Regions from separate parts of the Mus musculus genome. Here region 2 is linked to region 1. The links are chromatin contacts, found by Hi-C or POLR2A ChIA-PET in ENCODE. All regions are on one chromosome and are shown on one strand. The core of a region is the stretch at or near the end of the contact, and the rest is flanking DNA. Distances in the headings are between cores, read along the strand shown. Region 1 overlaps Btbd9 (BTB (POZ) domain containing 9). Region 2 overlaps Btbd9 (BTB (POZ) domain containing 9).

Evidence for each region. Hi-C counts contacts between places; a loop is a spot of excess contacts on that map. ChIA-PET counts read pairs that join two places held with the same protein, here RNA polymerase II (POLR2A).
Region 2: a map of gastrocnemius shows a loop between it and region 1 (1.8-fold over the local background). The contact joins two enhancer-like sites. A Hi-C loop is called at or near these places in 2 of 37 maps with a recorded cell type or tissue (both gastrocnemius). POLR2A ChIA-PET finds 5 or more read pairs at or near these places in 1 of 5 experiments (embryonic stem cell).

Annotation. Positions count from the first base shown.
Region 1 is chr17:30,214,399-30,218,258 of GRCm38, forward strand. Btbd9 (BTB (POZ) domain containing 9) reads right to left here. Exons shown (of 11, transcript NM_027060.1): 11 at 1,126-3,860. Among named protein-coding and RNA genes, the nearest start is that of Zfand3, 210 kb to the left of the region's middle. Within about 2 kb of position 1,458, at least 1 of the 3 ENCODE cell types and tissues checked has a DNase peak (open chromatin) inside an H3K27ac peak, as active enhancers do.
Region 2 is chr17:30,254,243-30,257,964 of GRCm38, forward strand. The region is part of intron 9 of Btbd9 (BTB (POZ) domain containing 9); the gene reads right to left. Among named protein-coding and RNA genes, the nearest start is that of Zfand3, 250 kb to the left of the region's middle. Within about 2 kb of position 1,877, at least 1 of the 3 ENCODE cell types and tissues checked has a DNase peak (open chromatin) inside an H3K27ac peak, as active enhancers do.

The sequences.
Region 1 (3,860 bases), core at 208-2,707:
CCTCAGGTCGTGAGGTTATAATCTGTGGGGACATGGGGACACCAACTCACCTGCTCTTGGCCTCTGCTGTAGATGAGCTTTCAGGTTGATGTGACCTTTCAGAAACAAAACGGATGCCTTGCCTGACTGCAGCTGCAGCTTGCACTCCTACAGATAACTGGGTCTGGGCGGAAACTTGTCAAGACGCACTGATCATTTCCTGCACACTGGAACACTCCATCTGCTGATATGGAGGCGGGCAGTGTCCTCATCTGAGCATGAGTAACCGGGGAAAGTTTTCTCTTCCCTCCATGGGAACTGGACCACTTTGTGATAGCATCTGCTGGGGCCTTCCTCTGGCTCATCCAGGGGCCCCTGGGCAGTCTTTGCTCTGAGCTACAAGCAACAAATCCTGATGCAGGGTGCATCCCCCATTGAACTCAGAGCCTTCTGGTGGTCCCTTCTTGTCCCCTAGAGTGACATCTGGAGGTCTGATCATGCAGCTGGTCTCTTCTCAGATCTGACCCTGGCTCCCACTTTGGGGAATCAGAGCTTTGCTGTGGGAGTCTGCCTGGACCTGAGTGCACCTAGCACTCGCTGTAGGCCAATCTTCCGAGAGGTGAACAGGAAGTATGATACCTGAGCACAGGCTCCTGAGGGATGCACTGACTGGGGACACATCCACCTGACTCACATTGAGGTGCGCTGTGACCGTGTTCATCCACAGTTCAGCAAGCATTCTAGGTGACCCTTGGCACCAGCACACAGACTGGAGAAAAGACCCAGGGGCAGTGCCCGGAGTGGTGGCAGTGTAGAGAGAGGAGGCAAGACACACAGTTGCCAGCTCCTAGCTTGTCACAAAGATATAGAGTCCACTCAGAATGACAAGGAAGTGAACCTACTATGTTCAGAGTGACAGGCAACATGGTATCAAGCCACGGGATGGCTAGAGAAGGGCTGCTGGGCCAGGCTGTGTGGCCCCGGTGCCACCCCGACCTCATGATACAGGAAATGAGTTCTGCACAGGCAGCTGGTGTGCTGATGGTGGGGGATCGAGCCCACAGAGTCCCCATGGCAAACAGGGTTGGGAACCCTGGGGGGAACCTGCAGGGGCTAGGCTTGGAGAACAGAAGGCACAAACTCGGGTATCGAAGACACTGCTTTATTTCTATGGTGAGCCCGTCATGACCTTGTACACACATGAACTAAGGGTCACAACACAGCTTGCTAAACAAAGATGCCACACCACCTCAGGAACACATTGCAAACACTGCCCTGGACGCTTCCTTAGGGAGCCATATCCAGGGTGAGCATGACCCACACCATGGGGGAGGGCACTCACAATCTTCAGAGGCCCACAAATGGAGGGGAACTGACTACTTATCTCTGGAAGATCCAGTCTACACAGGTTTGGTCAGAGCAGCTCACAGGCACTGTGCATCACCACCCATGGGGAGCCATCACCTGCTTTCACTGCAAAGGCACCCCAGGACAGTTACCATTCTGGGTGCTGGGGATGGGTGTGGAAATGCCACTTGAGGACATCAGCCCCAAGCCAGTCTGACAAGGAACTTCCTGGCTCTCTCTCGGGCTCACGTGGTGTCCTAGAAGGTCACTTTTAGAAGGCCATCCTGAAACCCAGAGCTGCCCGAGCCTGGGTTCCCAATCCCCAGTAATCCTGGCTGAGAGTCCCTCCATTCTCGCACAACTATGGCCTGAAGCTGCTTTTAGAGGGATTATTTCTGTGACTGTCAACACCAGTACTGTCACCATGTCAAGCTACAATAGGAGGGTGGAACATAGGCCTGAAGCAGTCCTCGGAGCTTGTAGGGGAAGCCTCAGATATATCTCCAGGGCAGCTCTGACCCCTGGGGCTCAGAGATGGAACCCACTTAGAGGCCCTGCACTGGGATTTCCCACAATGGGCTGGGACCCCCCGCTTTGCACCTCCACTGCCACTGGCTTTCAGAGATGACATCCTTAGCCCTTGGGAAGACTGAGAGGCTGGAGATAAATGGCAGGGATAAGCTGTGTGGCCCTAGGCCACCACTCCACCTAACTGCCTAGGGCTGTAAATACTCCACATGGCAAGTCCTGAGAGGACATTCATCGTAAATTACAGGGGACATTGTGGCCTTGGCTGGGGGCTGAGGGTGGACCTGTCTTTCCAGAAGCCCCACTCAGTTTGGCTTCTAGCCCCAGAGACTGGAAATAGGGTTTGGGTGGGGACAACAGAGGACCAGTGCCCCAGACCCAGGTCAGGAGTGGTGTGCCAGAGAGGCGACACGCAGCCTCTGCTAGACCGAAAGCTTACTCTGGAACAAGTAGTCCTGTGCATCTTTCAACGTGAAGGATGAGAGATGGGACAGAGAGGAACAGACACTGGAGGGGTTGGGGGATGGGCTCCTTCCCTGCCCTACGGAAGCAAAGTGCTGCCCACACAGACTCAAAGGCCTCTCACTCACCCAGTGCCAGGGATGCCCAGGCCCTCATCCGGGGGAGAGTTGGGTGCCCTCCAGCAGCCCATGGCTACCTCAGCCACTTTCCTCTTCTGGAGACCCCAGAACCCTGAGTATGGGGCGTCCCACCTGGTGGCATAGGGTATTGTAGTGCCTAATGAGCACCCACCTCTTCCTGAGGCTGTTGTCAGGATGAAGCCAATGACCATGCTGCAAAATAACCAGAGCTTGCCCAGTGCCCACGGTGCCAGCACCTCAGCACTGCTCCAAAACACCATGCGCCACACAGGAGGCAAGGTGCTTAATGGGGGACCTCCTAGGAGGCACAGACCTGCTCTGACCCGTGTTTCTATGCAGGGGGAGGCCTGCAGTCCTGGGCAGGACAGAGCCAGGTCACTGCCAAGGAGCCTCTGCACGCCAGGCCCCACTTTTGACACAGATTTCACCCCATCCCCCCGTGGTCTGCAGAGGCTGTGATTGCGATTCTGTTACTTCTGAGTTAGGGCAGGAGATTGACTGGTCAGCTGTGTGCTCAGAGCTCTGACAATTGCTGGAGACGGCTTAACTACTAAGCAATTTTTTTCCTTGCACAATTCAAAACTCATTGGTGGGGAGGCAAGAAATCAGTCTAACAAACACGTCCATCTCCTGCAGAAAAGAATTTCTTTTCCCAATGCTTCTAGGAATGAAACACTTGTATTTGTCAGGAATCAACACTTCATTTAATAAGACTGGAAAAGTGACAGCTGGAAGAGCCATTGAGAAGGACCCACATCTACCATGGGCTTGCAGCCCCTCCAAGATCAGAAGTAGTACCAAGGGCTTAGGAAACTCTGAGCCTAAGCGCAAGACTACCTCTGTGGCTGCTTAAAGCTGCTGTGCAGAGAGCAGCTACCCTCCAACCCACCTACCCCACAGCCCAACCTGTCCAGCATCCCAGTTGTTCCCAGGGAGTCCTTATGGGTGAGACCGAACACTTCTCAAAGCCCCAGTGATGACATCTGCCATCCTAGAGAACATGATCAAAGGGCAGGAGGCTCTGTACCTAGAAGCAGGTACCATTCCACAGGTGGCATGAGGCTTCAGGTGGGAGCCACACTCTCCAAGCTGAGCCCACAATGGTCACATCCACAGTTGCCTTTAGGAGCAAGGGCAGGGCTGGGGGAACAACAGTTCACACTGCTTCAGCCTCCCATAGTTTGACTGTGGCCCTTCCTGGCACCCAAAGGGTCCTTAGAGTCAAAATCACCCTGTATGGTGCATGGGGTCCCCCAGTTCAACCCTGCATGACTGTTAGCGCTTCTGCTCAGCTCAGCACTCAAGAGTCACTTGCAGTCTGTTGGCTCAGGATAATCCTGCAGGGGACAAGGCAGGCTCTAGCTCATCGCTGTCCCCTGGAAACATGGACCTCACCTTAGATGT
Region 2 (3,722 bases), core at 627-3,126, 40 kb after region 1:
AGGAGGAGCCTTTGCTCCACACCGTGGAGGGGAAAATCACAGGAAGTAAAGGCAGGAGCAGAAAGCAGGAGGAAGGGAAGAGCCAATGCTTCCTGCCCCAGGTCTCTGCTGCAATCCAGCCCTCACAGCAGAACGGAGGAGATGCTGGCCTTGCCACTGATGGAGCCATCCTGGCACAGGGTGTCTGCAGGGCAGCCACAGCCCTGGGCCACGTTCCACTCTGAGGAAGAACCTCATTTCAATGTGACTCACATACAATGGCACCCACTCTTTAAAGACATACTGGCTTTGTTTTGGCTTAGTTGTCAGTATCCCCACAATCAATTTCAGAAGCTTAACCTTTATACTTGCAGAAAGCAATCTGGACCCTGAGGACGGTCACCGGGTGGGCGTTCCTCACAAGCCCACACGGGGTGGGAGTGGGGTGGGGGGGGATGGGGGTGGGACTGGAGTTTCAGCTCAGTGCTTCTACTGGTTTACTCTGGGTGCTTGCTCTGTGTTCAGGAAGTCACGCAGCTGGTGGTCTTTTGTAGCTCCGTAGTGCTGCACACACGGGTGCTTTATTCCATTTACTTGGCAGGTAATATGTGCTCAGCATAGCATGCTTTGTGTGCCATACTTATCCAGGATCTCTGAACTGTTTCCACTCTGGGTAAGGCCGTGATGACGAAGGCCATGAGTATGTACGAGGAGGCAGACCTGTCTTCCACATGGGAGGCCGGTGAACCTCAGCTCCCTCTGCCTTACTTTCCTGAAGAGTTGTATTTTTTTTTAAAGTTGTCATTATATGCCACATATAATGTCCTTTGCACATATGCCTGTCATTACCTCTTTATCCCCTGCCACTGGGTCCTCCTTCCCAACAAGGTCCTTGCTATTTCGTGACTTTCCCTCTTAGCCGAATGGATTTAACTAAGGTTGTCTGCTGAGCACAGTGGCTGCTGCCCCCACGAGCAGAGGTTACACCACTGAGGTAACGACTGTGCAACCACAGCTGCCTTACAAGCCCCCCCAACACACACACACACACACACACACACACACACACACACACACACACACTGGCTCATGTATGTGCTGATGGTCTTATGCGGGGGAAGTCACTGCTCCTGTGCAAGTCCTGAAGACAGTGCTGCCCAGGCCTCCCTCCCTCTCAGCCTCCAGGTCTTTATATTCTTTCCAACATGTCTTCCGTGAAGCTAAACAGCTAGATTCTTAAAGCCAGAGATCACATATGATTTTGGTTAAATTCCATTTTCCCCTTGAATGGCTGCTGAGAAGGTTACTTCCACAGACTTCCTAGGGAGGCCAGCAGCACAGAGAATCCACTTTCCAGAATTCCAGTTGAGAACTTGAGCCTGAACACAGCAGCAAGCATGACCGTGGCATCCGACTGCTTCACTTCTGGCAGGTGCTCAGCCGCTTTCGGGAAGAAGGCCGTGTTCCAGTCAATGGGAATGACTACAGGCACCTAGACAGAGCCCTCAGCGATGGCTCTAACCAGGAGTGAGAGCTAGCTCGTGTACATGGGCTCGGATACATGTTCCACCCAGAAGAGCTGTGTCTTCAGGCTGGGAAGGAAGGGAGAACCCGAAAGAGCCCACAGAGGGTCCTATCACGTTCCTCAAGAAGTGTGTGATGAAGATTCTCAACCAGGAAAGAGGTAAAGCACTGGTGAGAACTGTAGCTACACAGAGGGCTTCCCTGGAGGTTCCTACGTGCAGCTCATTTATCATGGCCTTCTGAAACAAGCCTCTCTAGAACATGGGTTAACACCGCATAAAGAGGCCAGACCTCCCCTCAAAGCCCCAGCTGGCTGGCCCTATTCAGCAACCCTGCCCTGAGGCCACTGTGGCTCAGCCTGGGAAAGCTCATGACCTTCTGGAAGCCGCCCAACCAGGAGGTTGGCCCACTGAGTTTGTAATCCTAGTTTTAGGCAGGGTAGTCAATGTCTCCTTAGTGACAGATCTCATCTCTCCAGATCTGAAGGATGACTCTGATTTTCACTCTTGAGGACAGTGAGCAAGAATGTAGTTTGCGCCAGGGTAAATCTCACCTTGTACTCGTCCACAGCAATAACCTGTATCTAATTACGATTAGTGTGACAAAGTCTATGTTGCAATGTCATAAAAAGACAGCACAGCACCCGCAGTCTAATTACTCAACACACCCTCAGTGTATCTGTCCATTTACTTTCATGATAGTATCTTTCAGCTCCTAATCATGCCTGCCTCTGTTGAGAAGCACTGTGTTTCTGGGCTGAACCTGAAGAGAGATCAGACAGACCTCCAAGTCTATCAGAGAGACTTCTTAGCACGTATTTACTTCCTGACAGGAACAGTGTCCCTGCTGTACTGCACACAGGGCTGGGTGAAGACAGGGCTCAAGGAAGGCTGAACTTTCAGCAGCCTCAGCATCATCTTCGCTGGCCGGAGCCTTTCTCTGCTTCCTTTTGGCAGGCATGAAGTGTGAGCTGCTACCCAGTGACAGAGGAGCATAATCTAGGGGTCGGTGACCTTTGTATTCATCCCCAGCATCACCCACCTCTCCAGGAGGACTGGCTGCCACATTTGCATGCATAATGTGCCCAGAAGCCTTCTTTACAGTGTTTACTTCTCTGTTGCTTCCAAATGAAATCACTGAAGGGCAAATTTGATTTTCAAATCAGTTTTAAAACATCTGCCTTCTAAAAAAGCAAGAGTGGAGAGATAAGGCTTTGAGATTACAGGCTCGGGCTAATTATTTTAACTGATACCACTGTGTCCTGGCTAAAAATATACATGCTAGGATGTCTTTAACGCACATCCAACACCTACTGGGTGTTAATATTTCATTAGGAGATAGCAGCCAGGCCTGAGGGTGTGCCTGTGATTCAGAAGGACAAGGTGGGCCTACGACCCTTCTGCAGAGAAGGACAAGGTGGGCCTACGACCCTTCTGCAGAGAAGGACAAGGTGGGCCTACGACCCTTCTGCAGAGAAGGACAAGGTGGGCCTACGACCCTTCTGCAGAGAAGAACAAGGTGGACCTACGACCTTTCTGCAGAGAAGGACAAGGTGGGCCTACGACCCTTCTGCAGAGAAGGACAAGGTGGACCTACGACCCTTCTGCAGAGAAGGACAAGGTGGACCTACGACCCTTCTGCAGAGAAGGACAAGGTGGACCTACGACCCTTCTGCAGAGAAGAACAAGGTGGACCTACGACCCTTCTGCAGAGAAGGACAAGGTGGGCCTACGACCCTTCTGCAGAGAAGGACAAGGTGGACCTACGACCCTTCTGCAGAGAAGGACAAGGTGGGCCTACGACCCTTCTGCAGAGCCAGCTTTCCTGACCTTGTGCTTCTGGCACCTGTGTCTGTTCCAGCTGACTCTCAGTTTTAGCCATCACTTCCAGGAGGAGAGCTGTTTAGTATTTCTCAGGCTGTCCTTTTGTTCTGAGGTTGTGGCTTTGCTCTGGGAGTGGAGCTGTGACCCTTCTGCCGCTTGGGCTCAGGAGAGGAAGGGACAAGAGGTCTCTCCCCCTCCTTAACACACACACACACATAAAACACACACACTTGCAGCACACATGTCTGTGGGTATCTCTACATCTATGCAGCCATGGTATGCCAGGGCTTTTCAGCCATGCATGCAAACATTAAAAGAAATGTCAGAGGTAAATCTATCCTGTCTTCTGCCCTATGTGACTATTGTACATGTTTATGTGAGCATAACAATACATTC